2 separate regions of the Homo sapiens genome follow, and region 2 is linked to region 1. Evidence: read pairs that join two places in POLR2A ChIA-PET (ENCODE). Cell type or tissue: MCF 10A. All regions are shown on one strand. Links, peaks and the distances in the headings refer to the core of each region. The heading gives the core; the rest is flanking DNA. Region 1 has its middle 140 kb from the start of LINC02219. Region 2 has its middle 100 kb from the start of LINC02997.

The links. ChIA-PET counts read pairs that join two places held together with the same protein. Peaks named below come from ENCODE experiments on the same cell type or tissue, not always from the same donor. Only the 100,000 strongest peaks of a DNase experiment are listed, where the experiment ranks them.
Region 2: POLR2A ChIA-PET joins it to region 1 with 11 read pairs; 1 of 35 experiments calls an interaction of 5 or more read pairs at or near these places.

Annotation. Positions count from the first base shown.
Region 1 is chr5:68,039,938-68,056,250 of GRCh38, reverse strand. No RefSeq gene overlaps it. Among named protein-coding and RNA genes, the nearest start is that of LINC02219, 140 kb to the left of the region's middle. RefSeq lists an enhancer at 14,975-15,084. In MCF 10A, for the core only: no CTCF peak of the experiment used is centred there; a DNase peak (open chromatin) is centred at 9,640.
Region 2 is chr5:67,889,684-67,905,996 of GRCh38, reverse strand. No RefSeq gene overlaps it. Among named protein-coding and RNA genes, the nearest start is that of LINC02997, 100 kb to the right of the region's middle. RefSeq lists enhancers at 15,539-16,109, 16,110-16,313. In MCF 10A, for the core only: no CTCF peak of the experiment used is centred there; DNase peaks (open chromatin) are centred at 7,836 and 8,416.

The DNA.
Region 1 (16,313 bases), core at 4,962-12,961:
CTAAATGATATCTATAAACATCCTTTTAACCAGTGGTTCAATCCTGCTTTCTCACTTCTTTTCCCTGTCCTACGTACTGGCTCCCTGTTTGTCTCTGAGTACTTGTTAAATAGTTTAACTTTTTATCTTATTCTATCTACCTCTGGGGTAAAATTAAAATTTGTGCAGATGGATGCAAATGAAAACAAAGACATATTTTTTCAATAAGCTACTAGAATAGTCAATTGAAAAATGGAGGTATCTATGTATCTTGCAGACTCATCTGTTTGGTAGGAGTGACAAAACATGGGTACATTTAATTAGGTCTAACTTACTGGGAAAGGAGGATGGGGATGAGGTGAGACAAGGGGTAAGATGGGGTGAAATTTTAAGTGGGAGTCCTGGTGGTCAGCAGATAGAAGTGCGATTTTTCTATGTAAGAGGCCTTTGCCTAAGCACCTGTCCTGAATAACTGACACACTCTTTCAAAAGATAACTGATTCAATATTTGGGTGATGACTGAAAGAATTAACCAACTGAAGGACTGAAAATTCTAGAAAAACATAGAAAGGTATGAACTCAGAAAAGATGAACTCAGTCAAAGGTCCTATGCAAAAGCATTAGAGTGACACTGGCCTTGATTTCATCTTGGGTTTAGGATAATCATCACTATATGAAATCTTATAGGTAATTATCATTACAGGCTCAAAATAATACTAATACTCATAAGAACAATACTGACATTTGGATAATTCTTAAAATGCTTTTGAAAGTGCTTTCACATCTATTACTTTAATCTTTCCATTCCCCCCAGAGCAGTGAAGTTTAAGCACTGATATCCCCATTTTAAAGATGAAGGGGCCAAGGCCCAGAGCAGCTGTGAACTCCAGGCCATGAATTGCTCCATGACATGAATGTTAGCAGTTCAGTATTCAGAAGGACCCAGCAAGTCCTGTGATTTCTTTTAGATAATGCCATCCTGTGCAGGAGTCCTGTGCTTTCAGGGAGATTGTTCAGCAAGTAACCTTCCAGCTGCCCAGCTTGCTGGATTGGTCTCTGTCCCTTCACAGACCAGTGGGTGGGTGGCTGCTAGAGCATTTGTTCCTCACCAGCCCTTCTGTGGACCCCTCTTTGTAGATTTCCTGTTTTGATAAGAGGAGCCTGGCTCCAGGAAGCAGGAGTGGGTTTGGAGTTGCTGAAAGAAAGTTATACGTCTCTCTCTTGCTAGCCATATGGAATAAGTCTCAGTCCTTGGTCCTCCTGTAGTTGCTTGCTGGCCCTTTGCAATGAGTTTTCTGTGGCAAATGATGCCAAATGCCTTACAAAGGGAATAGCTTGCAGATGTGGGTATGATAACCTGCAAAGCACAGCTTAAATATAGTAATTGTCTCTAGCCTGCTCTTAACTGTGGCGACAGTGTTTCTACTATGTCATTAGGGAAGGAATTACCAAGTCTTGGAACACAGTGAGCCACGCTTCTGGCACCAGCTGCCAGAGTTTTTACAGAGTTAATTGGCTTCTCACCAAAAAGATTAGGGCACGAGGTTAAAGAATGTGAGAATAAGGAAGAACTAAGATAAATGGGAGACGAGAGTATCCAAAAGCTAACAAAAAGATTTTTGTTTCTATTGTTATTCAACTTAGATATAATCACTTTATCTCTTTGTGCTGAATCCATCATCTCTTTTATTCTGTTTTTCTGTTATCTTCTTCAGTGAGATAACTGAAATTTAAAGGTGAATGGTTTTGCTTTGCAGACTTTCTTTGCCAGCCACCTCCCCTGCCTAGCAGATCCAAGTAGGAAAACACCCTGGCCCTGCCTAGCAGAGCCAAGTAGGAAAAGATCTGAAGAATTTTAGGGCTGGATGAAGTTTAGAGGTTATCCAGTCCAATCTCCCACCTAAGATAGGAGATTTCATCCACTATTCCTTGGCAGGTGGTCTTCCAGACTTCCTACCTTTCAATACCTCACTTTGGACAGTTATTACCATTAGAATATTCTTCTTGATCCTGAATTTTTACTACTCAGAGGTTCTAGTTTTACGCTCTAGAACCAGATGGGACTAGTTTGTTTAGTTTTTTTTTCCCATAGCATATGGATTCAAATATTTCTTATTTATGTATTTATTTATTTATTTAGTTTTGAGACAGAGTCTTGCTTTGTTGCCCAGGCTGGAGTGCAGTGGTGCCATCTCGGCTCACTGCAACCTCTGCCTCCCAGGTTAAAGTGATTTTCCTGCCTCAGCCTCCTGAGTAGCTGAGATTACGGGTGCCCACCACCACGCCCAGAAAATTTTTGTAGTTTTAGTGGAGACAGGGTTTTGCCATATTGGCCAGGCTGCTCTTGAACCCCTGGCCTCAAATGATCTGCCCACCTCGGCTTCCCAAAGTGCTGGTATTACAGGTGTGAGCTACTGTGCCTGGCCACATCAAAATATTTTAATGAGAAAATTATACCTGCCTTAAAGCTGGAATAACTAATAAATTTCATCTTAGTTGTCCAATCCAATAGAGTGCATAGTGGTTGCCTGGAGGGCTATGAGCTGGCCAAACACTACAGGAAGAGAATAATGATTGATTATTAATGTCTTCCACGGACAGAGGAGGAGAGTGGTGGCAGGATGGTGTACCTTTTTAGACCATCCTTAAGTGTAATGTAATCCCCGAGTACCTTTGGTCACTCAATTGTTTTATTTTCATATATCATGGATATTCTCTTTGATTTTCCTGAACAATATTCCTCTTGAAAAATAACTCCCAAAGTTGAACACAGCACTCCCAATGTGGTATGACTAGACCAGAAAACAATGGAAGTATGATACCCATTGAAACATATCACCATTAATGTAGTCAACAATTGTATTTATTTTTTTTGGCAGCCATACCACTCTTGTGACTCATATTGAGCATGTGGCTTACATGCTCACATAGCAGTCAACAATGCAGTATAATTTGAGGGGTACCACAAGAGCCCAGCCACCCTAACATATCTCTTTACTAGGCTGTTTGGTGCTATGGGCTCATTCTATGTGGTCTGATATCCCTTCATTTGTGTTACTCCTTTGGGTTACACAACTGTGTTTGGGGGAATGAATTGAGTCTAGGCTGTTCCCATTAGAATTCTAGAAATTATTAACGCATTGGGGCAGAATGGCTTTTCCATTGCTTCAACAAATATGTATTGATGTATTGATTGCTTACCATTGTTTTAGGCACTGGGGATAAAACAATGAACAAACAAGATGAAACTTCTGTCCTAATGGAGCCTACGCTATAATGTGGGAAGACAGACAATATAAGAAAAATTATAAAATAGATGGTAATAAGTTCTGTGGGGAAAAAAATAGAGCAGAGGGGAAGAATGAGAGGTGGTAGGAGAGGAGACATTGTGATTTGAAATAGAGTAGACAGAGAGGGCCTCAGCTAAGAAGATGAAATTTGAGTAAAGCCCTGAAGGAGATACAGGAGGAAGCCTCAAGGCAGTCTGGGAGAAGAGCAGCAAGAGAGCAGAACAGTAGGTGCTAAGGCTGTGGGAATATGCCTGGCGTGATTGAGGAATACCAAGAAGCCCAGATGGCTAGCAAAGTGATGATGAGAAAAACAGTGTGAGATGAGCAGAGAGACAACAGGTTCCAGGTTGTATAGGTTGGGCAGGCTATTGTAAGGACTCTGACTTTTGTTCTGGGTGAGATATGAGACCATAGGAAGGTTCTGAAAAGGGGAGTGATGTCATCTGACCTTCTCTTGCAAGGATCCCGTAGCTGCTGTGTTGAGAATAGACCGTAGGTGGCAAGGACAGAGGCAGGAGGACTCATTGGAAAATCTCTGTTCTAATCGGGGTGAGAGGTATTGATGACTTTGAACAGGTTGGAACCAAAGAGGTGGATCTAAATTTTGGATATATTTTGAAAAACATAGTCTAAAGAATTTACTGGTGTTTGGTTGTGGGATATGAGAGGGAAAAAAAAAAAAAGCAACCAAGGGCAACATTGAGGTTTTTGAGTCTGAACATCTGGAAGAGTGAAATTACCATTATTCATGTGGGGAATACTGTGAAAACAGCAGATTTGGGAGGAAAATCTGCAGATCTAGGTATCTGAGCAGAAGATTCAGTTAGGCAGTGGGATCTACGGATCTGGAGTTCAGGAGTGCAATCCAGGCTGGAAATGTAACTTCCTCAGCTTGTAAATGGCCATTAAAGCCCTGAGGTTAGAAGAGATCACTGAGAAAGTGAGAGCAGATAAGAAGAGAAAAGGACCAAGGACTGAGTTGAGAGATCAGGTTGATGAGATCAGCAAAGGAGTCTGAGAAGGAGTGACCAGTGAACCAGAAGGAAGCTAGGACAAGGCATGTCCTGGAAGGCCAGAGAAGAAAGCATCTCAAGGATGAGGGAACTCTACTGTGTCAAATGCCACTGAGAGGTTAGGGAAATTGAGGACTGAAAATAGCTGCTGGATTTAGCAACTTGGAAGCTATTGGTGGCTTTGATGAAAGACGTTTTGGTGAAATGGTTGAGACAAAACTCTTATTGGAGTCGATTCAAGAGATAATAAGAGGGGAAAAGTTGAAAATGGCAAGTGTAGACCACAGTTTAATGAGTTTTATTGTAAAGAGGAGCAGAGAAATGGGAAGCAGATGGAGCTGTGTCAAGAGGCGAGATGAGGTCAATAAATTATTATTTTTAAGTTGAAAAAAATTATGATTTTTTTTTTCCCTGATGGAAATGACCACTCTTGAGGGGTTTTCAGTTAACTATTTATCATCAGAATTTTGAATGGAGAAAATCCAGGGCAAATATTTTTGATAGGGTAAAGAAAAGCCAAATTCTTGGAATACATTACAATGTGGGCAGACTGATGGAGAAAGCAGCCTTTGGGTGGCGGGATTAGCAGGAAGTCAATATGAACCTGCTGGATATGGACAGGACTGTGTGTGTCGGGAGTAGGCGGCAGAGGAGTGGACCCTAAAGAGGACTCTCCCCTGCTTCACGCCAAGGGTAGATCCTCCTCAAGAGTACAGAAGACTCCACCCTAACAGGTTAGAATCTAATTTGTATGTCTACCTTTTGTTTGTTTGTTTGTTTTGTCAGCTAACTAGTCAATCAATATGTATTTGTTAAATATCTCCTAATCTCTTGTCTAATTCACCTTTGTGTTTCACTTAGGTTTCCAAGACATGACAATGGTAGTTTTCTATAACAAAGTTTTCTTTCTTCCCTGTAGTGTCAGGTTTCCCCTCAACTCTCCATCTGGTTTTGTTACCTTTCTTTCAAGTTTAAGTGTCAGTTGGATCAAAAGAGTTAGCAATTGTCATATTTTCTGCTACACTCACCTGAGACCCACCTAGTTATCCAGAACTGGGATTCCTTTTAAACAGGGGGCTCACTGGGCCCCATCTTACTCTCACTGTGGGAGAAGGGAGCATATTACTTCTATTCATCCATCTAACCTTCCATCCAACCAATTAATATTTATCTAGTACCTACTTTGCAGCAGGCATTGTTCCTGGCACTTGGGGATTCCACAGGAAACAAGATGGTCATGGCTTCTGCTCTTAGGAATACTACATTGTAGTGGAGAAGATAGATAATAAACAAGTAAAACAGAAATTCAAACGATCATGATGAGTGAAATGAAGACAATGCATAGGATGTTGAGACACAGAATAACAAGGAAAGATACGGATGGCATTTTCTTGGTATAGGTTGACCAGAGAAGGCTTCTGCATTTATAAGCTTATCACTTCCCCACTGGAAGTTATGTTACACGCCATCCTGGTGAAGTGGGTGGGGAATGGTACTCTGTCTGGTATCTGCTGTATTATTTGTCCCTAGATGCTCCAGAGCCTTTCTGTGAGGTGAGAGTGAGACCTGGACATATAATTATATTGATCTAGTCTGAGGTAAGGTAATGAGAATTTAGTAAGAGTAGTAATCTAATAGAATACCTCTCGATAGGATGAGTATTTTCCCTCTGATGCCTGGGCAATCTGGAATCCCGTGGAGTTCTTCCAGATTTCCCCTGGCCCAGGAATTCTGTCCTGGGCTATAGGGCAGGGCACTGGAGTTCAGCCTTAGTGGAAAAGGTGAACATTGGTTGAGTGTTTAAAAATTACATTAATTATAAATGCTAAATATTCAGCCAGAAGGATTTTAATTGCAAAGGGTACTGCAAATTAGCATAATCTGATGGTAACTTGTCAATGTGGGCATTAACAAATTGCCCCTCACCCTCAAAGTTATGTAACAGCAAAACCAACCTACCTGACCAATGCCAGCATTTGTAATGAAACATATATCACACATATATCACACTCGGTGATGTTGAGGGAAAAATAATACTTGCATGACAGATAACTAAATGTCAATCAAAATAAACACCAAGGTCCAAGATACGCTGGAAATTCAAATACACAGCAATGAAAGACTTTTGCTGCAAATGAAACAAGAGCCACATGAATGGCATGACAGAGAAGTTTATGGAAAGTATATTTTGAAGAAAAACCTCTTCTCATTGAAGTTACAAATGCCAGGGACCCCACATGCACGGAGGTGGAACAATACCTGTTATTTTTAGGTACTTTGTACATTTCGGCGTATTTAACGCATGCTTCTGAATTGAGTAGGGCAAAGATTGCCAGAGGATCTGTGTAATTTAAACAGTTAATTTGGGTAAATTTACTGGTAAATACTATTGGCTGACATTTATCTCTATCCTATCCCCTGAGTGCCACCTAGTACAGCGAGGGCTTCTCCCAGTCCCTCTGGATTAGAGAACAGCAAAGGCAGTGCCTTGAAAAAGTTTACAGTTCAGTTCAACCCACCCTGATCTAATCATGGTCTCACAGTGGGTAAAATTACCCCTTCCTGTGAAGTGAAGTTTAAATATCTCAGCTGTATTTCTGCTTGATTCCTTATTTAATGTAACTCGGCTTGTGTTAGTCTTTGTAATGGCTCTAAACCTTAATCACTCCCATCTGTTAAATATTACACGGTAATTTGGTAGTGAAAGAGTACTAGGCTAGGAGCCAGTTTGATTCTAGTCCTAGCTTTGTCACTAATTAGCCGTGTGACTCCAATGAGTTGGTTCATCTCTGCCTTGGTTTACGATCTCCCCATCATCAACCTAAGCTTTCTCTACTCCTCTATGACCTTCCCAATTAGTAGGGAGAAGAGGCAGCTCTAAGAAAGTGCATTGAGACTTCACATCTAAGGAAGTGGAGGTGGAGATGAGAGGAAAGGAAATCATTCTCCTCTCAACCCAGACACACAAGCCTGCTTGTGCCTGGATCTTTTTCCCACCTGGTGTAATGAAACACACATCCCTGTTCCTATCGAAACCCTGATCTTCCATTTGGGCTTTAAGTCCATCCTCTTAGCCCTCTCAAATACTCTTTGGTTATCTGCTTTTCTGCTTTCAGCTTTCCTCTCTCCTGCATCTCCCCAAAATCTTCCTTGTCCCACACGCCCTGCGAGTTACTGCTGCACTTCTCAGCTACCCATTTGCAGTCTGCCTTCTTTAAGGTGTGGTCCACATAGGCTGCCTGTTACAGCCTGAAACACACTTCTGTGACCTCTGCCCTGCTAGGTCAGCCTCTTCCCCATTTTCTCCAGTGCTTTTTCACAACTTAATATTCTGTAAGTAGTCATGACATTGTATGCTCTTATGCCAAGTAGTCTTCACCTTTGAGTGTAGTAGTGTAATTTGATGATATTTTTTCCTGTACGATTTTCTGTATGTCCTGGAATTAATGCAGTAGTTCCCTATTATCCACAATTTTGCTCTGTTGGGAGCAAGCCCCCCAAAATCTGGCCATAAACTGGCCCCAAGACTGGCCATAAATAAAATCTCTGCAGCACTGTAATATGTCCATAATGGCCCTAATGCCCAAGCTGGAAGGTTGTGAGTTTACGGGAATGAGGGCAAGGAACACCTGGCCTGCCCAGGGAGGAAAACTGCTTAAAGGCATTCTTAAGCCACAGACAATAGCATGAGCGATTTATGCCTTAAGGGTGCGTTCCTGCTGCAGTTAACTAGCCCAACCTATTCCTTTAATTTGGCCCATTCCTTCGTTTACTAAAAGGGATACTTTTAGTTAATTTAATATCTATAGAAACAATGCTAATGACTGGTTTGCTGTTAATAAATACTTGGGTAAATCTCTGTTTGGGGCACTCAGCTGTGAAGGCTGTGAGACCCCCGATTTCCCACTTCACACCTCCATATTTCTATGTGTGTCTTTAATTCCTCTAGCGCCACTGGGTTAGGGTCTTCCCGACCTAGCTGGTCTTGGCATTGCTCTCTGGGATTTTGCTTTCTGTTATCCACAGTCCAATGTGGTCTGAAAGTATTAAATGAAAAGTTACAGAAATAAACAACTCAACCATTTTATTTATTTAAAAAATAATTTCAACTGTTATTATTGATTAAAGGGTACATGTGCAGATTTCTTGTATGGGCATATATATGACACTGAGGCTTGAGGTCCCAGTGATCCCATTACCCAGGCAGTAAGCATAATACCCAACAGGTGGTTCTTCAGCTGACATCCCCTTCTCTCCCTCCACCATCTTAGTGGTCTCCACTGTCTATTGTTCCCATGTGTATTCAATGTTTATCTCCCACTTATAAGTGAGAAAATGCAGTATTTGTTTTTTTGTTCCTGTGTTAGTTCACTTAGGATAATGGACTCCAGTTCTATCCATGTTGTTGCAAAGGACATATTTCATTCTTTTTATGGATGTGTAGTACTTCATGATGTATATGTACCATATTTTCTTCATCCAATCCACTGTTAATGGGCACCTAGGTTGATTCCATGTCTTCACTATTGTAAATAGTGCTGCAATGAACATGTGGGTGAATGTGTCTTTTTGATAGAAGAAAGTATTTTCCTTTAGGTATACACCCAGTGGTGGGATTGCCCGGTGGAATGGTAGTTCTAAGTTCATTGAGAAATCTCCAAACTGCTTTCCACAGTCACTGAATTAGTTTGCATTCCCACTTACAGTGTAAGAGCATTCCTTTTTCTCCACAGCCTTGCCAGCATCTGTTGTTTTTGAGTTTTTAATAACAGTCATTCTTACTGTTGTGAGATGGTGTCTCATTGTGGTTTTGATTTGCATTTCTCTGACAATGAGTGATGTTGAGCATTTTTTATATGTTTGTTGGCCACTTGTATGTCTTCTTTTGAGAAGTGTCTGTTCATGTCCTCTGGCCATTTTTAAAAATTTAACTTTTATTTTAAGTTCAGGGGTACATATACAGGTTTGCTATATAGGTAAACTTGTGTTAGGAGGGTTCGTTGTATAGACTGTTTTGTCACCAATAGCCTAGTACCCATTTATTATTTTTCTCGATTCTCTCCCTCTTCCCAGCCTCCCACCTCTGGTAAGCCCTAGCGTCTGTTGTTCTTCCCATGTGTCCATGTGTTCTTATCATTTAGCTCCCACTTATAAGTGAGAACATGTGGTATTTGGTTTTCTGTTCCTGTGTTCGTTTACTAAGATAATGGCCTCCAGCTTCATCCATGTTCCTGCAGAGAACATGATCTTGTTCTCTTTTATGGTTGCATAACAACTCATGTGTTTTAAATTGCATGCCCTTCTGAGTAGTGTGATGAAATCTCAAACCATGTCCCTCCGTTCTGCGCTGGATGTGAATCATTCCTTTGCCCAACGTCTCCATGCTTTCTACATTCCCTGCCCATTAGTCACTTAGTAGCCGGCTCAGCTATCAGATTCACTGTCATGGTATCCAGTGCTTGCATCCAGGTAAATCTGATTTTACTTGACTATGGCCATAAGTGCAAGAGTTGTGATGCTGCTTTGGGAGGCCGAGGCAGGTGGATCACCTGAGGTCAGGAGTTCGAGACCAGCCTGGCCACCATGGTGAAACCCCGTCTCTACTAAAAACACAAAAACTAGCTGGGAATGGTGGCATGCACCTGTAATTCCAGCTACTTGGGAGGCTGAGGCACGAGAATTGCTTAAACCTAGGAGACAGAGGGTGCAATGAGCTGAAATTGTGCCACTGCACTCCAGCCTGGGCAACAAAGCAAGACTCCATCTAAAAAAAAAAAAAAAAAAAAGAGTTGTAATGCTGGCAATACAGATATGCCAAAGAAAAGCAAGCTAGGAAGTGCTTCCTTCAAGTAAAAATGTGAAAGTTTTAATAAGGAGAGTAAATGTATCATATGCTGAGGTTGCTAAGATCTAAGGTAAGAACAAATCTTTTATCTATCAAATTGTGAAGAAGGAAAAAGAAACTCATGCTAGTTTTGCTGTCACACATGAAACATCAAAAGTTATGGCCACAGTGCATAAGTGCTTAGTTAAGATGGAAAAGGAATTAAGTTTGTGGGTGCGAGACATGAACAGAAATGTATTATGATTGATGGCAATCAGGTTCTGTACTATTTGTGGTTTCAGGCATCTACTGAGGGTCTTAGAACATATCCCCCATGGATAAGGAAGACAACTGTAATGACTTTAAAAATTGCATAATTTTCTATGCCTCATTACTATTTTTTTTTCCGCGGTGACCCAATGGCATGGTAAACCACCCTCTAATGTTTCCCATACTTTCGGTGCATTTGTTCCATTTTGTTTTTCCTGGACACCACTGTCTGGGAACCCTCCATTTCTTTGTTGTTTTGCTCTAGTCTGAATGTGTTGCCCTCTAGGCCTGCTACTCAGCTGTCATCTTGGGACTTCCCTTGACCATTGCTAGATGACATAAATGTGATTCAAGAAATTTTATCTGGCAGCCGCTTGTGGGACATATTGGAGCCAGGAGAGATGGCAGCATGAGGACAAATTCAGAGGACTTTGGAATGAGCTCCTGCTTGAGATAATTAGAACTTCAAATATATGCTTATCAGTGAAGCAGAGACTCCTTTCTGGTTCAGTGATAGCATGTCTAAAAAAATAATAATAACATTATTATTAAATATTATTCTAGCTAGCTAGAATCCAGGTCCAATGATGGGAGCAGAGTCACTCTGAGTGTTATAGGATAAGAGATGTACCTCCTGGCTAGATTTTGTGCAGCTGTGGGAGGTGAAGGGCAGCTGCTGCTGGTCAATCCTAAGAGCCAGGCACATCCAGCCACTGAAGTGCTATGGTGAGGGGTATAGGAAACGTCTGTGAGTTCTCAGCCTAATGTCTGGTGATTGGCTTAGGGCCACTGCTGGTCAATGGGGTCAGGAATCTGGAAGAAGGGCTGGGGAGCAAAGAAGAGCCAGGAGAATCTGGATCTGCCTGACATCTTTGAGTCTATCTGCCACTTCTACTAACCACCATGACCTCCAAAGAACAGTGGCTGCAGCTGTTCTTCTGCCTCTAAAATCTCAACACCTTTTGGTGAACTCTCACCAGGAACATTTAGATGAAGGTAATACAGTTCCTGCTAAACCAAACTGATAACCAATCGTTAGGGGCTGAATTGTGCTCCTCATCTTCCCAAATTCATATGTTGAAGTCCTAACCCCCAGTACCTCAGAATGTGACTATATTTGAAGACAGGATCTGCAAAGAGCTAATTAAGGTTGGATGAGGTTCACAGGGTGGGCCCTAATCCAATATGATTGGTATCCTTAAATGAAGAGTTGGTTAGGGCAGAGACAGGCACAGAGGAAAGACCATGTGAAGAGACATTGAAAGACGGTCATCTACAAGCCAAGGAGAGAGATATCCTAGAAGATATCAGCCATACTGACACCTTGATCTCAGATTTCCAGTCTCCGGAACTATGAGGAAATACACTTCTGTTGTTTAAGCCACTCAGTCTGTGGTACTTTGTTAGGGCAGCCTTAGCAAACACATACACTGATCAATCCAGCACGACGCCTTACATTTACATATTGCTTTGTACATTGCAAAGCATTTCAATATTTTTTTAAATTAAATTAAATTTAAAGTTCCAGGATACATATGCAGGACATGCAGATTTGTTGCATAGGTAAACGTGTGTCATGGTGGTTAGCTGCACCTGTTGACCCATCATCAATATGTTAATCATCGCAAATGTTGATAACATAGCTAACACTCATACAGTGTTACTATGTGCTAGGCAATGTTCTGAGCACTTTATATATCAGGGATGTCCAATCTTTTGGCTTCCCTGGGCCACCCTGGAAGAAAAAGAATTGTCTTGGGCCACATACAAAATACACTGACACCAATGATAACTGAGGAGCTAAAAAAAAAAAAAAAATCACAAAAAATATCATAATGTTTTAAGAAAGTTTATAAATTTGTGTTGGGCCACATTCAGAGCCATCATGGGCCACATGTGGCCCACAGGCTGCGGGCTGGACAAACTTGTTATGTATATTAACAAGTTTAATCCACACAATAGCACTGTGAGACAGAGCTGCCTATCTGTGCCCTAATCAACTCTTCATTTAAGGATACCAATCATATTGGATTAGGGCCCACCCTGTGAACCTCATCCAACCTTAATTAGCTCTTTGCAGATCTTCAAATATAGTCACATTCTGAGGTACTGGGGGTTAGGACTTCAACATACGAATTTGGGAAGATGAGGAGCACAATTCAGCCCCTAACGATTGGTTATCAGTTTGGTTTAGCAGGAACTGTATTATCCTCATCTAAATGTTCCTGGTGAGAGTTCACCAAAAGGTGTTGAGGTTTTAGAGACAGAAGAATAGCCGCAGCCACTGTTCTCTGGAGGTCATGGTGGTTAGAAGAAGTGGCAGACAGACTCATCTCCATTTCACAGATGAGAAAAATGAAGTACAGATAATTCAACTAACTTGCTTGAAATCACACAGCTTGTAAGTATTGAAGCCAGGATCCAAACCCTGGCAGTGTAACCCCCTTCTCTTTCTTGCCCTGGACTCTTTCTGGCCTTCCTGGCACCTGACCTTTCTTTCCATTTATATGGCATCACTGTTTACACACACTTCTCAGGCTCAGTCTCCCCTTTTGTGGGTCATGAATCTAATTTCTTTGTCCTCTTGGTGGGTCTCTGCTTTTGTTCACAGGGGAAATCTTCCAGGGAACCCATGTATAATCCCCGTGGCACACACAAGGCCACATGTTTCCCTGGCCACAGCAGGGCTGTGACTGCAGGTTCATATTCTCAAGAGAGGAAGCCTTCACTCCAGAGTGGTGAACTAATTATGTGACATTATTCCAATGGCAAAAAGGAGCCAGGCAGTCTAATGTTCTTTCTAGAAAAAAATTCGATGTTTTTTTTTTTGAGAAGGGTCTCACTCTGTTGTCCAGGCTGGAGTACAGTGGCAAGACCACAGCTCACTGCCTCCTTGACCTCCCAGGCTCAGGTCATCCTCCCATCTCAGCCTCTCAAGTAGCTGGGACCACAGGCATGCACAATCACACCTGGCTAATTTTTTTATTTTCTATTTTGCTGGTCTCGAATTCCTGGGCTCCAGTGATCCTCATGTCTCAGCCTCCCAAAGTGCTGGGATTATAAGCGTGAAAAAAATTTCACTTTTTTTTTTTTTTTGAGACGGAGTTTCACTCCTGTTGCCCAGGCTGGAGTGCAATGGCACAATTTTGGCTCACTGCAACATCCGCCTCCCAGGTTCAAGCAATTCTCCTGCCTCAGCCTCCAAAGTAGCTGGGATTAGGGAACCCTGGCTAATTTTTGTATTTTTAGTAGAGACAGGGTTTCACCATGTTGTTCAGGCTGGTCTCGAACTCTTGACCTCAGGTGGTCCACCTGCCTTGGCCTTCTAAAGTTCTGGGATTACAGGCATGAGCCACCGCGCCTGGCCAAATTTCATTTTTAAGTTACTTTTTGCAGTGGCCTACAGAGTTCCCTGGCCTGAGGTCATGTGATTACTCAGCAGATGTTGGTTCACTAGCCTGAAGTTCTAGAAATCACATTATTTGTGAAACTTTTTTGCTTGTACCAAAATGCACTAAAATCTGTTTAAAACAGAAAGGCGTGTCTATTTGAATGTGTCAGTGATCTCTATTTGGGTCCAAAATGGCAGATTAAAGTGAACTTGGAACAGAGGGGCAGCAGGCAGCCATATGAAATGCCAAGTGAGCCCTTTAAAACGGAGGCCTCGCTTCATGTTGTCAATGAGACTGAGTTATAATTACCCACACCACTTCCTCAAACAGTTAGTTATGTTCTGCTTGGGGCTTCTGATGAAGTGAAATCCTATTGTGATGTTAAAAACATGCATTTCCTTTGCATTTAAAAAGAATCAGCTGATTATTTTCCCACTCATATAACCTCGCCCCACCTTGGAAAAAATGCTATGCAGCAAGCACTATGACGAGATTGAAATAATACAATAATAATAGCAGTAATTAACATTTAATGAGCACTTAATGTATCCGTCACAGCTCTGAATGCTTTACATGGGACTCTTGATTCTCACAACACTTATGAGGCAGACATCATTTTTATATTCATTTTATTGATGGAGAAATTGAGGCCCAAAGAGTTTAAGGGAACAAGTGAATGGTGGAGCTGGAATTTGAATCCAGGTCTCTATTTTTAACAACCCTTACTTGTAACTTCTATGTGTTTTTGCCCTGAAGAAGGGATGATAGAAATGAACAAAACAGATTTTTTTTTTTTTTTTTTTTTTTACTGATAACATTTTACTTCTGATTCTAAACACATTTTGGGTATGGTAGTGACCACTGAGGGGACGGGAGGGGAGCAAAAAGGCTCAGGAGGGTGTGGTCAGTCAAGTTCCTTCCACTTTAAAAATGCCTTTCCTCTCTCTTACCACCAGTTGAAGACAGCTCAGTCCCGTGGGGGAGTCCTGAGAGGCTGCGGTGGCCGGGCAGAGGTGTGAGACAAGCGTATTTGCACAGAGCACTGAGCCCAAGATGCTCTACTGGGCAGAGTTACAGGTACTTTTTTTTGTGACAGAGTCTGGCTCTGTCGCCCAGGCTGGAGTGCAGTGGCACAATCTCGGCTCACTACAACCTCTGCCTCCTTTGTTCAAGCGATTCTCCTGCCTCAGCCTCCTGTGTAGCCGGGATTACAAGCATGTGCCACCACGCCCGGCTAATTTTTGTATTTTTAGTAGAGGAGAGGTTTTACCATATTGGCCAGGCTGATCTCGATCTCCTGACCTCAGGTGATCCACCCACCTCAGCCTCCCAAAGTGCTGGGATTATAGGCATGAGCCACTGTGCCAGGCCACAGGTACTTTTTATAGGAAGCCAGCACAGATGTCTTCAGCCCCCTCAGAGGGTATGACCCATTCTAAACAATTGGGATTTCTTTTTTCTTTCTTTTACAACCCTGATTCTTAAAAACAGCAGTGGTGTCGGTTAGGGCTCCTGGTTACAAACTGCAGAAGCCAATTTCAGTGAACAAAAGTGGACAAGCTGATGACTAGAAGGATACCAGAGATCTCAACAACCAGAGATCTCACAAAGTGGGTGGGAAGGCTAGGAAAAAAAAAGGGTGAAGATGAGCTGGACTGCAGGAGACTAGGAGCAGAGGATCTCTCAAGACCATGTTGCAGGGAGACTGTGGTGAGGACACCAGCTCAGCCAGCCACGGCCAGGACACTGCCGGCTTTCAAGTGCATGGCTCTCAGACATCATCTCCAGCTCTTGCTGCCTCTTAGGGTCACTCTCTTCTGAAGGTATGTGGTCTGTTTGGCTGAGAGTGGGCCATTTGTTTGTGGAAGCTGGAGGACCACGCTGAGTTGTGGAAGTAGGAATACAAAGGCATGACTAACTTCCAGTAAATTTGCACAAACTCTCCTTACTTCAAGAGGAAGAAAACAAGGAACGCCAGGTCTGAGAATGGGTCCCAGAGATGGGCAAACAGAGGAAGAGTAAAGACAGGGTCTCGTCCTATAGTTAACATATATGTCTATTTTTTTTCTCTCTCCCTCTTTCATTTTATTATTTTTTATGTAGATGGGGTCTCTCTTTGTTGCCCTGGTCTTGAACTCCTGGGCTCAAGCTATCCTCCTGTCTTGGCCTCCCAAACTGTTGGGATTACAGGCATGAGCCATTGTGCCTAGCCTTATACATCCCTTGTTCCTATTCTTGACTTTGGAAAAGCTTATGGGTAAAGGGGTTTAGGAAGGGTTGCCTGAGAAGAAATCCACTTCTTTTTTTTTTTTTTTTTTTTTTTTTGGAGACACGATCTCACTCTATTGCGCAGGCAGGAGTGCAGTAGCTCAATCCTAGTTTCACTGCAGCCCCAAACTCCTTAGCTCCAGCAATCCTCTCATCTTAGCCTCCCAAGAAGTTGGGACTATATGCAGGCACTACCATGCCCGGCTAATTCCTGGAATCGTCTCTTAGCTCCCATTGCCTTTGTCATCCTGCTAATTAAAGAGAAAAAACGTGGGTC
Region 2 (16,313 bases), core at 4,792-12,791, 150 kb after region 1:
ATTGCCCAGACCAATGTCAAGAAGCTTTTTTCCTATGTTTCTTTTGACAGTTTTATAGTTTTAGGTCTTACATACAAGTCTTTCTTCCACTTCAAGTTGATTTTTGTATATGATGTGAGAAAATGGTCAAATTTCATTCTTCTGCATTGGATATCCAGTTTTCCTAACACTATTTTTTTTATTTTTATTTTTTATAAGATGGACCTCATGCAAGAAATAATTTGGGGTGAGTCTATAGAGCAAAGTGACGGCAATTTTATTAGGAAAATAAAAGAATAAATTATGGTTACTCCATAGGCAGAGCAGCCATAACACCATTTATTGAAGAAAATGTTCTTTCCCTTTTATGTGATCTTGGCATTTTTGACAAAGACCAAGTAACCATAATGTGTGGATTTGTTTCTGAGTTCTCTATTGTGTTCCATTGGTCTGTATGTCAGTTTTTTATGCCAGTACCATGATGCTTTTATTACTATAATTTTGTAGTATATTTTAAAATCAGGTAGCATGATGTTTTCAGCTTTGTTCTTTTTGCTCAAGATTCCTTTGGCTTTGTGGGGCCTTTTGTGGTTCCATATGAATTTTATGATTGCTTTTTCTATTTCTGTGAAAAATGCCATTGGGATTTTGATAAAGATTACATCAAACCTGTAGATCACTTTAGGTAGTATGGACATTTTGACAATATTAATTCTTCCAATCCATGAACACAAGATATCTTGCCATTTATTGAGTCTTCTTCTATTTCTCTCATCATTGTCTTATCATTTTCATAGTAGAGATCTTTTGCCTTATTGGTTAAATTTAGCAAAAGGTGTACAAGAAGAAAAAACATTCCACCCCACTGGGAAGAATTCATCAGGATAGATTTCGATGAAGCACGATCTTCAAGTCACATGAATGTGTGCAACAGAAGATGGGGTTTTGCCCTCGTTGGTTCTACTTGACAAATGAGGAACAAGCACAGCTGACTGTATTCATCCAAATTAGTACTCACAGTGCTTCCTAAAGGTCTTAACTCCAATTAGGAAGGATCCCACAGAAGGACTAAGTGGGAATGAGCTGCGTTCACAGTTTCACCAAGTGTGGTATTAATATAATAATAAAATCTGCAATTTGTACCTGCATTAGTTCCTGTTGCTACTGTAACAAATTATCACAAATTTAGTTGCTGAAATCAAAATAAATTTATTTTCTGATAGGCCTGGAAGTCAGAATTCCAAAGTCAGTTTTACTGAGATAAAGTCAAGGTTTTGGCTGGGCTTGTTCTTTCTGAAGGCTATTAGGGGAGAATCCATTTCCTTGCCTTTTTTAGTTTCTCGTGACTACTTTCTTCATCTTCAAAGCACATGGCTCCAGTCTCAGCTTCCCTCATAACATTACCCTCTTGGTTTCTGGAGTCAAATATCCTGCTACTTCCCTCTTATAGGGACAGTTGTCACTTTATTTAGGACCCGCCCACATAATCCAGGACAATTTCCCCATCTCAATATGCTTAATTACATTTTGTTGCCTTTTTGCTGTGTGTTAATAAGAAAGAGCAGTGAATGAAGAGGCAGAAGAATTCAGTTCAAATTCTATTAGTTTCCTGAACATAGTTATTTCTTCATGTAAAAATGCAATTGATAATAAAATCAGCTACCATAAAGGTTGTTGTGAGAACCCAATGACACATACATGTGAAAGTGATCAGTAATTTAATCACAGCCATGAAGCCTCTTCTGCTATATGAGGTACTGCTCACAGGTTCTGAAGATTAGGATGTGGATATCTTTGGAGATCATTATTCAGCCTACCCCGGTACCTCACTAAGCACTTTCACATATATGTGTCATCGAGTTCTCTTGATTTTTATGGTAGCCGATTTTATTGTCAACTTCATTTTTACTTGAGGAAATAACTATTTTCAGCAAACAAATAGAGCTTGAATTTGAACTGAAGTCTTCTGCCTCTTCATTCATGGCTCTTTCTCACTAACCCACAGCAAAAGGGCAGGGAAATGTAATGAGAGGTAAGGCTTTCCAACAGGTTGAGCTTTTGGGGTCATATCAGGTCAGTCAGGGGTCAGAATCTACATCTTCAGTAGAGAAAATTACTACAAAGAATTGTTAACCAGATACAGGCAGTCTGCTTGGCACAGTAGTATGGGACTATAAAAATGATTTTGCAAGCTGTACTCACACAAAGCAATCTTAATCATCAAGGAGAAAATTATGATTGTTCTGTGACCCTTAATAATTTTTGTCAAAATATTAAAAATCTCTTATTATTGGTTGTAAATGTGTAGGGAAACGAAACGCATAATAAAACAAACATTTATTTGGAACACTATGAAGCCTTAGAAACATGGAGATTTAAAATATTTTCTATCTTTCTAAAAACCTTTTCAAGAATAATTTGAACAGTGCTGACCTTCTTCTTGTCTTATAATGAACACTACTGAGCAAACATGTTTTCTGCGCCTTGGCAAATTGTCATACTCCTTTCTAAGTTTGGATCAGCTTTTAACATTTATCTTTCTTGCCTTCAAAGTCATAAAATATCTCTTAGAGTTTCTTTAAAGTGAAGTTTTGGTTTTTTTTTTTTCCAATGTTCCTTTCTTTGGGATATTATCATCCTTTATGCCAAAACCATGTTTCTGATTTATGTTACATTTCCTTTCCCTGGCTTCCTCACACCACATATCCTGACTCTCTCAAATGACAGCAGTGTCAATGGTCTCACGGTCACCTATTTTTTTTTTTAATAACTTCATTTATGTTGGGTTTGAATTTCACTTCCAGTGGTATCACTTGTCAGTTCTTTGCTGCATTTCCAACTTTGCTGGCCGATCCCCTCTTTTGATTTTCTGTTTCTATAAAATGTTATGTGGGTTTATCACTGGGAGGCAGGGAGGCAACACATCCATATGCTCTGCTATCTGTGTATGAACTGAATAACAGATGCACAGTAAACAACAAATGGATTGAGGAAAAAAATGACGTGATTGGTCACTTATCATGATACACATGTTATGTATGCAGATTTGTGGACTTAAGAGAACAATAAAGCTTGTACTTTACAATTACTCACAGTTAACATACCATGGTAACTGAAATTTGACTGTGTTATTGGGGGTACTGACATTATTTAACCAAACTCTTAAATTCATGCACCTCAGAACTGTGCAAAGTGAGGACTGCCTATATTAAAGAAGTGAAGAGGCAAGAAAAGGATACCAAATTATCATACAGGCAGTAACTGCAGGAGGCAGCTATTACACATAGGGCTGGGGAAATAAAATGAAACTTGGGTGTTTTTAAAGTTTAGAGACTTGGAGGAGGGGCCCATGGGAGCTGGACTTAGGCTTCTGAAGAGCTGCCTGCCATGAGGCTGCTGTAACAGCTGCTACCGGTTAAAGAAGAGATGGATGCTGCAGTGACACAGACAAGAGCAAGTAGCAAAGTGAAAAGGGTAGGTCTCTTTCCTCTCCCTCTCCAAGCCTTGCAGCCTTCCCTAGAACCTGATTAGCAGAGCCTAACGTGGAGCCAGGTGATGAAGGAAGACTGGTTGGCAGACTGGCAACATCACAAAGCAGAGAGGAGAAGGGTAGGCCTGAAGTTGAGATATGAAGCTGAATAACCAGGACAGTCTTACAGTCTCGGTCTGGGTCAGGATCCTTTCCCTGTTCTCCCTCCTGTAAGTGCTCCTCCTCATTAGCTCTGCAGACACAGGGCACCATGGAGAAGCTGCAATGGGAGCAAAGTTAGGATCAGGTTCAGCAGTGGCAGGTGAGGTCTGCTGACCCTACTACCTGCACAGGTGGCAACTGTGACATTTTAGTTCTGCTTGCAGTCTTGAGCCCAGGAGAGGCAGGAGCGAAGAAGAGAAGTGAAAACAATGTATATGGTGACCTTCTAGGGAATAGGATTGCTGGAAACAGTGAATAGGAAGCGCCGGCACTTGGCTAATCAGAATCATATGGTGCTGCGCCCTGAATACTGAAGTGTCACCGCTGAGCACTCATACTAAGTAGCCAAATGCCCAGGGCAGATTCTGGACTCTTCTGCTGCAATGCTCCAGCAAGACTTAGTCCCAGAGTAACACTGATGTCCTTTCCCTGGGTCTTCAAGCTTTTACTTTACTCAGTTCTAATAGCCAACTATTCCACAGCCTTTCCTATTTACCTTAATAAGAATGCTATATATTTGGATAGCACTCCATGTCTTTCAAAGTATCAAAGTTCTTGAGCTTGCTTATTTCATACAGCAGTTCTGAGAGACCTGTGTAAACAGGAATGTTATTAGCCCCAACCTACAGATGAGAAAAATGTAACTTCGAGGTTTTAAGTAAACTGGAGCCAGAACTTCTTAATCTTCATCTCATGTTCCTACCTCTCTGCTGAGCTGATCTCCAAACCTAATCCAGACCACTCCCTCTGAAAACTGCAAGGATGAGCCCAGAAGGAGTCAATTTCTGTAAGCCAGTGTCTCTTTCCTCATTTTTCTCTGGGTACCTTACCTAGATAAGATTTTCCCTGCCAGAGATTCTACGTGAAACCTAATGGAGTTTATTGCAAATGTGGCCAATTTATTTACATTGGTAAGGGATAAAGGTAAAGATAGGGAGAAAGATAGCTATAGCTTGATCCCAACTGTATTGCTTTCTAAAAATATATAAGCTGATCAGAGTTCTTTATTTTGGCCTTCCTAAAAGGGATACCTCTAACATTTAACATTTTTCCTCATGCTGGAATTTTCTTCTGTGTATTCACACATCTTGAATGACTGGTACTGGGCACATTAGCTATGAATCATCTACATTTCTAGAACCCTATTAATTCTCTATAGAATTAAATTAGGCCTAGCTCTTAATGAGTATTGCCAGTGAAGAGAATGTTTGTTCTTAATGGGAACATTTTCCATTAGACCAATATCCGTACCCCAAATAGAAACTATTGACGGGATCTCTAGTGTTAGCATGTTGCTTTATGTCCCTTGGCCTAACCTCATTTTGAGCACAGAGGAAAGATTGTGGGGTCCTAAAGTCAAAGTGATAGTCTTCTAAGCTCTAGATTCTCTTGAAAGCACTTGGTCAAATTTTACAAGAAGAGAAGATGATGACAATTTCAGAAAGAGGGGAAAAAAGAAGAAAAATTATCTCTCTGTTCCCACAGGCAAAGAAAGCCACAAACCTAACATTTCCCAACAATTTAAAACCCACAGCTTTACAGTTTCTGGAAAAATTGCCAGAGTGTCTGCGGCAGAGTCAGAAATAGAAGCCAGGTGTTGGCCTCTCGTGTTCGTGCTGCCTTCCCTCTGTTCCTAGATGACACGAGGTCAGTTCTTTCCATCACGAGGTCCTCAGGGTTCTGCAGCTGTCATGTCTGGGAGCTATGTGTTAATGTGCACTGACTGCTGTATCTGATTCCTTTGGATAATGGGAAAACTTTGCAATATGTTCGACATGTCTCCCCACCTCACTCTGTGTGTGATATGAATTCTGCATGTGTTCTGCATTGACCACCCATTCCAGGATCGTTTTTATCAATGTAGATGCCCTACCATCCGAATAATTGTAGACCAAACCTTGTTTCCCGACTACCAGATCAGGCCTTTGCTGACTTAGACCTGAAGAGAAGGAAAATATCACCTCCTGGACATTTGAATCCTAAATAGACACAGTTGGTGTACATTTCTTTACGTCAAGTGTAAAGAGCAGAGAATCAGTCTGCTAATTAGGGCTTTAAGAAGGAGAATTCTCACATCTGCTGTCAGGCAGTGATAATTCCTAGAGAGGGTATAGTGAGAGAATCCCAGTTTCCTGCTTTTTGTCCTGCAGTGATGATCATTGTTGAACATTTTGCAGAATTTTGTATTTTCTGTGTGCTTTTCTGCTTTCACACTAAATGCTTCTGGACACTGCTACATATTATTCCCATCAAGATCTCACTCTTTATAGTAAAGATGCTTGATTTTTAGAACAGGCAAGAATCTGAGGCAATTTGATCTGGCTGTAAATAAAGTAATCTCTTAGGTAGCAGTAGCCAGAGCAAAACCTAGCTCCTTGCTTCCTACTATAATACTTTCCCAAACATACTTTCTGTAGGAAACCTTCATTGACACTGATGACCTTTTTTTTCCTTTTTAATTTTATGCTAGTTTGAGTTGTCTACTAATTTTTCTGTCTGTGTAATAATGCATCCTCACTTCAACCTTGGGTCCCATAGGGTAGAAATTAAACTTGACACTTCTTCGCCTGCCTCTAACACAGTCTTGGGCAAGTGGCAGGTGTCCCTGAAGTTCTTGTTGACAAGTGATGGATTGTTGGCTTCCTTGAAATTCCTATAATTTTCTCTCAATTCCTTCCCCTAAGTTCTCTGCTTCTATTTTTACAGTTACTGTATATATTTAACTATTTACTTAGCATATGGTCTTCAGGAAAATTTTTCTCCCCAGTTTTTTTCCATTCAGTGCTTACAGTTTTGTAAAGTATGGCCTTAATATCTCTGCTCCTATTCTCCATGACAATACATAAGCTTCTTGAAGGCAAAAACATTTTTTGACACCATAAAAATGACTGATGCAGTAGTACCTTAAAAACTTCTTTTGAGTGAATGATTGGATAGTTTCCAAGTCATCCCAAAGTGTAGATTCTTGACTTGTAATGGAGACGGGGCAGCTTACCTATTGTCTCTTTTTTCCTGTGGGTATCTAACAGCTTTCTATGAGTTACTCAGTTAGAGGAGGAGTGTTCAGGTTCTCAGAGCCATCTCTTCCTGGAGAATCCAGCTATGTCTATTAAAATGCAACATACAACTAAACATACATACACATGAAGAATATTTGCATTACCAGGATAAACCTTAGATTTTCTTCTGAGGACTAAAAACTAACCAATCTACAATGTTCTCTCTGTATTTCTAAACCATTTAATTGTTATTGGTAAATAATATTGACACTAATAAAAATGCATGTATTTATTTTTATAGTTTTTTTAAGCATTCCTTTATATCCGACAATGATGATGCTTTCATGAGCACTTTGTTTAAAATGAGTAGATTCTAAGTGTCTGGACAGTACTCCAAATTTCTGTAAGACATCTGTCAACCCATTTCAAATCAAGGGCAATTTTCAAGCTATATTTTTTCCCCACTTTGTTTTTTGTATGGAATTTATTTTGAAGTGGTTTTTGTGTTTTTTTTGTTTGTTTGTTTTTTTGTTTTGTTTTTTTTTTTTTTTGCTTTTGTTTGTGTGGAGGAAAGAGCCTGCTGTTATTAAACTTAAAAGGGAGTTGGGCTGTTTTCTCTGGTAAAATTTCATTTGGGTAAGGTCAGTGAATAGCACCTGCTTTTCTTGAGAATTTGCATGAACACTGTAGTTATGGATTTCTTCCATACCTAATGTCAACACGTTGTCTCACAAAATGCCCATAGGGAAGGCCCCTCATCATTTGTCATCTGGGGCCTGTCTGCTCTTCTGGCTACTCTGGAAGGCCATCTGGCTACTTAATAAAACCAGTACATCTCTTGGGTCTGTTCAGTGATGCCTACATGCAATTTAGATTTTTCATAGACTTTTCCAAGATCTGTCCTGGATGAGCATACTGCATGCCTCACAGAAAATGTCTCTGCTCTTTTATGCTTTCTTTGTTCTGAGTCTTGGAAAGTGTATAGAAAGGTCTCAGTGTTATGAGCACACACGGAGAGTAATTAATGGATACTAATTAAGCAAGGGGTGGGAGGTATAATGCTGTGTTATTGACCATTTTCAAGTATGTTGCAAGCAGAGTCTGTACTTTGTGTTCCTCTGTTCTTAGTATGAACACGACTTGGCATGAGAGGAGCTTGGCCATGGAGTGAGTAACCGGTGAGCAACTGTGCAGTTGATGCCCCAGGACATGGTACTAAACCTGGCTAGTTGGGTCTCTTACAGTTCCCTGCAGACTCCCTTCCTCTAAATCTGGACTGCAACCTGTCTCTAAGGTCCAGCTCAAGGCCCATATTATTTAACAATATTCATAAAATATTTATTGAGTGCCTACGACATGCTGGACAATTGTTGGGGAGACAGTGAAATCTAAGACAGACATGTTCTGGCCCTCAGGTAACTTGCATTCTGGTGGGAAAGGTGGAACAGACAAAACATCAAATCAACAAATAATAAACAAGACAAGTGTAGCAGACAATACTAGTGCCTAATCTTCTTTTACTCTCTCCCTGTCCCCCTTGGCATTCACCTCTGTGCACAGAGGGCTGCTTATTGCCAGCCCTTGTGACTTTGCCCGAGGATTTTTTTTATAATCTTGGCCAATGTACAACGCTAGGTGGAAAGGCCAGTCAATCAATGCTGACTGGAATCAATGAATAAATATCCTAGCTTCCTTTCTCTCAGGCGGGACAACTCTGAGGCATGTTCTATACTGTTGTGAAAAAAAATTGTGAAAGACTTGGAAGTGGGTAAAAGAGATTACTGGATGTTCTTTCAAAGGAATGTTGGGTATGATTTAGTGACCCTCAGGCATTGTCTATTCCATAAGAGCATACAGCTTTGATTGTCTGACTAAGTATTTTATTTTCTGTCTGTAGAGGCAGAAGTTTGTGGGGCACTGATGGCAAAGCTGATGGACTGCAGATGGATGTTTTCTGTCCATAGCAAAGCAAATGTTTACCACTCATGACAAAGTCAGTGGATTTTGTACAGTAGATAAGTCAAATTTTTATTTGAACTCTTTGTAATATCATACTAGTTCCCTTCATAATTGATAAGTTGAATGAAATCCTTGATATGTGTTCATTTCATGTTTGCATGAAATAAACGATTTTACCATTTGAAAATTTTTCCTCAATAGAAGCTCCCCAGCAGGACTAAGCTTCAACTGGCTTCCTTCCCTTTCCTGCCTCACTTCCCCATTCTTTATCCATGTTCCTCGGGAGGAACTCCTTAATAAAAAAGCTGATTTACCTCAGGGTCTGCTTCAGGGGGGATCAAGACAACAAATAAATCCCACTCCCTGCATTCCTGAAGTGACAGACCCATTGTCTCCCTGACCTTCTCTCCTACAATACCTACAGTGGTGTAAGAACTGTTTTATGTGAAAAAGGGGAAGAATATGCTTGTTTTACTCAAGAGTCTGAGGAAAAGAGACATAAAAAGGTGAGGTAAGGAGGAGGTATCAGTGGAGGGTACAACACAGTACCTTGTGATGCAATCCTTCCTTTATGACTCCTGTCTGTGAAGTTATTAAGTTCAAGAAACACTTAGGTGTGGGTCAATTTCTGACTTTGAAAGGGCAAAGTTTATATCTGATGACAGTACAAGGATAGAACCAAAAGTGTGGAAATGCAGTTGATATGGTTTTTCTGTGCCCCCAGCCAAATCTCATCTTGAATTGTAGTTCCTATAATCCCTACGTGTTGTGGGACCAAGTGGAGGTCATTTAATCATGGGGGAGGTTTCACCCATCCTGTTCTCGTGATAGTGAGTTAACTCTCACAAGATCTGATGGTTTTGCAAGGGACTTCCCCTTTCACTGAGCACTCAGTGTCTCTCCTGCCACCATGTGAGAAAGGGTGTGTTTGCTTCACCATCTGCCATGATTATAAGTTTCCTGAGGCCCCCCCAGCCATGCTGAACTCTGAGTTAATCAAGCCTCTTTCCTTATAAATTACCCAGTCTTAGTTAGGTATGTATTTATTAGCAGCGTGAGAACGAACTAAAACAGCAAATTATTACTGGGAGTGGGGCATTGCTATAAAGATACCCAAAACTGTGGAAGTGACTTTGGAACTGAGTAACACACAGAGATTGGAACAGTTTGGAGGGCTCAGAAGAACACAGGAAAATGTGGGAAATTTTACACTTTGGGGGACTGTTGGAAGGGCATGATTGTGTTTTGAATTGTGAGGACATGAGATTTGGGAGGGGCCAGGAGTGGAATGATATGGTTTAGCTGTGTCCCCACCCAAATTCATCTTGAATTGTTGTTCCCATAATGCCATATGTCATGGGAGGGACCAGGTGGAGATAACTGAGTCATGGGGGCAGTTTCTCCCATCCCGTTCTCATGATAGTGCGTGAGTTCTCATAAAATCTCATGGTTTTACAAGGGGCTTCCTCTTTTGCTGGGCACTCATTCTCTCTCCTGCTGCCAGGTAAAGAAGGATATGTTTGCTTCCCTCTCCACCTTTATTGTAACTTTCCTGAGGCCTCCCCAGCCATGCTGAACTGTGAGTCATTCAACCTCTTTCCTTTATAAACTACCCAGTCACAGGTATGTCTTTTTTTTTTTTTTTTTTACATTTGGGTATTCTTTATTTATAAAGTACCTTTTCAAGTCTCTTGCCTGTTTATCCTTTGTACTGTCTTTCATTTTCTTTTTTTTATTTTTTTTATTTTTTATTATTATACTTTAAGTTTTAGGGTACATGTGCACATTGTGCAGGTTAGTTACATATGTATACATGTGCCATGCTGGTGCGCTGCACCCACTAACTCGTCATCTAGCATTAGGTATATCTCCCAATGCTATCCCTCCCCCCTCCCTCCACCCCACCACAGTCCCCAGAGTGTGATATACCCCTTCCTGTGTCCATGTGATCTCATTGTTCAATTCCCACCTATGAGTGAGAATATGCGGTGTTTGGTTTTTTGTTCTTGCCATAGTTTACTGAGAATGATGATTTCCAATTTCATCCATGTCCCTACAAAAAACATGAACTCATCATTTTTTATGGCTGCATAGTATTCCATGGTGTATATGTGCCACGTTTTCTTAATCCAGTCTATCACTGTTGGACATTTGGGTTGGTTCCAACTCTTTGCTACTGTGAATAATGCCGCAATAAACATATGTGTGCATGTGTCTTTATAGCAGCATGATTTATAGTCCTTTGGGTATATACCCAGTAATGGGATGGCTGGGTCAAATGGTATTTCTAGTTCTAGATCCCTGAGGAATCGCCACACTGACTTCCACAATGGTTAAACTAGTTTACAGTTCCACCAACAGTGTAAAAGTGTTCCTATTTCTCCACATCCTCTCCAGCACCTGTTGTTTCCTGACTTTTTAATGATTGCCATTCTAACTGGTGTGAGATGGTATCTCATTGTGATTTTGATTTGCATTTCTCTGATGGCCAGTGATGATGAGCATTTTTTCATGTGTTTTTTGGCTGCATAAATGTCTTCTTTTGAGAAGTGTCTGTTCATGTCCTTCGCCCACTTTTTGATGGGGTTGTTTGTTTTTTTCTTGTAAATTTGTTTGAGTTCATTGTAGATTCTGGATATTAGCCCTTTGTCAGATGAGTAGGTTGCGAAAATTTTCTCCCATTTTGTAGGTTTCCTGTTCACTCTGATGGTAGTTTCTTTTGCTGTGCAGAAGCTCTTTAGTTGAATTAGATCCCATTTGTCAATTTTGGCTTTTGTTGCCATTGCTTTTGGTGTTTTAGACATGAAGTCCTTGCCCATGCCTATGTCCTGAATGGTATTGCCTAGGTTTTCTTCTAGGGTTTTTATGGTTTTAGGTCTAACGTTTAAGTCTTTAATCCATCTTGAATTGATTTTTGTATAAGGTGTAAGGAAGGCATCCAGTTTCAGCTTTCTACATATGGCTAGCCAGTTTTCCCAGCACCATTTATTAAATAGGGAATCCTTTCCCCATTGCTTGTTTTTCTCAGGTTTGTCAAAGATCAGATAGTTGTAGATATGCGGCATTATTTCTGAGGGCTCTGTTCTGTTCCATTGATCTATATCTCTGTTTTGCTACCAGTACCATGCTGTTTTGGTTACTGTAGGCTTGTAGTACAGTTTGAAGTCAGGTAGTGTGATGCCTCCAGCTTTGTTCTTTTGGCTTAGGATTGACTTGGCAATGCGGGCTCTTTTTTGGTTCCATATGAACTTTAAAGTAGTTTTTTCCAATTCTGTGAAGAAAGTCATTGGTAGCTTGATGGGGATGGCATTGAATCTGAAATTACCTTGGGCAGTATGGTCATTTTCACGATATTGATTCTTCCTACCCATGAGCATGGAATGTTCTTCCATTTGTTTGTATCCTCTTTTATTTCCTTGAGCAGTGGTTTGTAGTTCTCCTTGAAGAGGTCCTTCACATCCCTTGTAAATTGGATTCCTAGGTATTTTATTCTCTTTGAAGCAATTGTGAATGGGAGTTCACTCATGATTTGGCTCTCTGTTTGTCTGTTGTTGGTGTATAAGAATGCTTGTGATTTTTGTACATTGATTTTGTATCCTGAGACTTTGCTGAAGTTGCTTATCAGCTTAAGGAGATTTTGGGCTGAGACAATGGGGTTTTCTAGATATACAATCACGTCGTCTGCAAAGAGGGACAATTTGACTTCCTCTTTTCCTAATTGAGTACCCTTTATCTCCTTCTCCTGCCTAAATGCCCTGGCCAGAACTTCCAACACTATTTTGAATAGGAGTGGTGAGAGAGGGCATCCATGTCTTGTGCCAGTTTTCAAAGGGAATTCTTCCGGTTTTTGCCCATTCAGTATGATATTGGCTGTGGGTTTGTCATAGATAGCTCTTATTATTTTGAAATACGTCCCATCAATACCTAATTTATTGAGAGTTTTTAGCATGAAGGGTTGTTGAATTTTGTCAAAGGCTTTTTCTGCATCTATTGAGATAATCATGTGTTTTTTGTCTTTGGCTCTGTTTATATGCTGGATTACATTTATTGATTTGCGTATATTGAACCAGCCTTGCATCCCAGGGATGAAGCCCACTTGATCATGGTGGAAAAGCTTTTTGATGCGCTGCTGGAATCGTTTTGCCAGTATTTTATTGAGGATTTTTGCATCAATGTTCATCAAGGATATTGGTCTAAAATTCTCTTTTTTGGCTGTGTCTCTGCCCGGCTTTGGTATCAGAATGATGCTGGCCTCATAAAATGAGTTAGGGAGGATTCCCTCTTTTTCTATTGATTGGAATAGTTTCAGAAGGAATGGTACCAGTTCCTCCTTGTACCTCTGGTAGAATTCGGCTGTGAATCCATCTGGTGCTGGACTCTTTTTGGTTGGTAAACTATTGATTATTGCCACAATTTCAGCTCCTGTTATTGGTCTATTCAGAGATTCAACTTCTTCCTGGTTTAGTCTTGGGAGAGTGTATGTGTCCAGGAATTTATCCATTTCTTCTAGATTTTCAAGTTTATTTGAGTAGAGGTGTTTGTAGTATTCTCTGATGGTAGTTTGTATTTCTGTGGGATCGGTGGTGATATCCCCTTTATCATTTTTTATTGTGTCTATTTGATTCTTCTCTCTTTTTTTCTTTATTAGTCTTGCTAGCAGTCTATCAATTTTGTTGATCCTTTCAAAAAACCAGCTCCTGGATTCATTAATTTTTTGAAGGGTTTTTTGTGTCTCTATTTCCTTCAGTTCTGCTCTGATTTTAGTTATTTCTTGCCTTCTGCTAGCTTTTGAATGTGTTTGCTCTTGCTTTTCTAGTTCTTTTAATTGTGATGTTAGGGTGTCAATTTTGGATCTTTCCTGCTTTCTCTTGTGGGCATTTAGTGCTATAAATTTCCCTCTACACACTGCTTTGAATGCATCCCAGAGATTCTGGTATGTTGTGTCTTTGTTCTCGTTGGTTTCAAAGAACATCTTTATTTCTGCCTTCATTTCGTTATGTATCCAGTAGTCATTCAGGAGCAGGTTGTTCAGTTTCCATGTAGTTGAGCTGTTTTGAATGAGATTCTTAATCCTGAGATGTAGTTTGATTTCACTGTGGTCTGAGAGATAGTTTGTTATAATCTCTGTTCTTTTACATTTGCTGAGGAGAGCTTTACTTCCAAGTATGTGGTCAATTTTGGAATAGGTGTGGTGTGGTGCTGAAAAAAATGTATATTCTGTTGATTTGGGGTGGAGAGTTCTGTAGATGTCTATTAGGTCTGCTTGGTGCAGAGCTGAGTTCAATTCCTGGGTATCCTTGTTGATTTTCTGTCTCGTTTATCTGTCTAATGTTGACAGTGGGGTGTTAAAGTCTCCCATTATTAATGTGTGGGAGTCTAAGTCTCTTTGTAGGTCGCTCAGGACTTGCTTTATGAATCTGCAGGCTCCTGCATTGGGTGCATATATATTTAGGATAGTTAGCTCTTCTTGTTGAATTGATCCCTTTACCTTTATGAAATGGCCTTTTTTGTCTCTTTTGATCTTTGTTGGTTTAAAGTCTGTTTTATCAGAGACTATGATTACAACCCCTGCCTTTTTTTGTGTTCCATTTGCTTGGTAGATCTTCCTCCATCCCTTTATTTTGAGCCTATGTGTGTCTCTGCACGTGAGATGGGTTTCCTGAATACAGCACACTGATGGGTCTTGACTCTTTATCCAATTTGCCAGTCTGTGTCCTTTAATTGGAGCATTTAATCCATTTACATTTAAAGTTAATATTGTTATGTGTGAATTTGATCCTGTCATTATGATGTTAGCTGGTGATTTTGCTCGTTAGTTGATGCAGTTTCTTCCGAGTCTTGATGGTCTTTACATTTTGGCATGATTTTGCAGCGGCTGGTACCGGTTGTTCCTTTCCATGTTTAGCGCTTCCTTCAGGAGCTCTTTTAGGGCAGGCCTGGTGGTGACAAAATCTCTCAGCATTTGCTTGTCTGTAAAGTATTTTATTTCTCCTTCACTTATGAAGCTTAGTTTGGCTGGATATGAAATTCTGGGTTGAAAATTCTTTTCTTTAAGAATGTTGAATATTGGTCCCCACTGTCTTCTGGCTTGTAGGGTTTCTGCCGAGAGATCCGCTGTTAGTCTGATGGGCTTCCCTTTGAGGGTAACCCAACCTTTCTCTCTGGCTGCCCTTAACATTTTTTCCTTCATTTCAACTTTGGTGAATCTGACAATTATGTGTCTTGGAGTTGCTCTTCTCGAGGAGTATCTTTGTGGCGTTCTCTGTATTTCCTGAATCTGAACGTTGGCCTGCCTTGCTAGATTGGGGAAGTTCTCCTGGATAATATCCTGCAGAGTGTTTTCCAACTTGGTTCCATTCTCCCCATCACTTTCAGGTACACCAATCAGACGTAGATTTGGTCTTTTCACATAGTCCCATATTTCTTGGAGGCTTTGCTCATTTCTTTTTACTCTTTTTTCTCTAAACTTCCTTTCTCGCTTCATTTCATCTTCCATTGCTGATACCCTTTCTTCCAGTTGATCGCATCAGCTTCTGAGGCTTCTGCATTCTTCACGTAGTTCTCGAGCCTTGGTTTTCAGCTCCATCAGCTCCTTTAAGCACTTCTCTGTATTGGTTATTCTAGTTATACATTCTTCTAAATTTTTTTCAAAGTTTTCAACTTCTTTGCCTTTGGTTTGAATGTCCTCCCGTAGCTCAGAGTAATTTGATCGTCTGAAGCCTTCTTCTCTCAGCTCGTCAAAGTCATGCTCCATCCACCTTTGTTCCGTTGCTGGTGAGGAACTGCGTTTCTTTGGAGGAGGAGAGGTGCTCTGCGTTTTAGAGTTTCCAGTTTTTCTGTTCTGTTTTTTTCCCCATCTTTGTGATTTTATCTACTTTTGGTCTTTGATGATGGTGATGTACAGATGGGTTTTTGGTGTGGATGTCCTTTCTGTTTGTTAGTTTTCCTTCTAACAGACAGGACCCTCAGCCGCAGGTCTGTTGGAGTACCCTGCCGTGTGAGGTGTCAGTGTGCCCCTGCTGGGGGGTGCCTCCCAGTTAGGCTGCTCGGGGGTCAGGGGTCAGGGACCCACTTGAGGAGGCAGTCTGCCCGTTCTCAGATCTCCAGCTGTGTGCTGGGAGAACCACTGCTCTCTTCAAAGCTGTCAGACAGGGACATTTAAGTCTGCAGAGGTTACTGCTGTCTTTTTGTTTGCCTGTGCCCTGCCCCCAGAGGTGGAGCCTACAGAGGCAGGCAGGCCTCCCTGAGCTGTGGTGGGCTCCACCCAGTTGGAGCTTCCCAGCAGCTTTGTTTACCTAAGCAAGCCTGGGCAATGGCGGGCGCCCCTCCCCCAGCCTCGCTGCTGCCTTGCAGTTTGATCTCAGACTGCTGTGCTAGCAATCAGCGAGACTCCGTGGGCGTAGGACCCTCCGAGCCAGGTGTGGGATGTAATTTCGTGGTGCGCCGTTTTTTAAGCCCGTCGGAAAAGCGCAGTATTCGGGTGGGAGTGACCCGATTTTCCAGGTGCCGTCTGTCACCCCTTTCTTTGACTCAGAAAGGGAACTCGCTGACCCCTTGCGCTTCCCAAATGAGGCAATGCCTCGCCCTGCTTCGGCTCGCGCATGGTGCGTGCACCCACTGACCTGCGCCCACTGTCTGGCACTCCCTAGTGAGATGAACCCGGTACCTCAGATGGAAATGCAGAA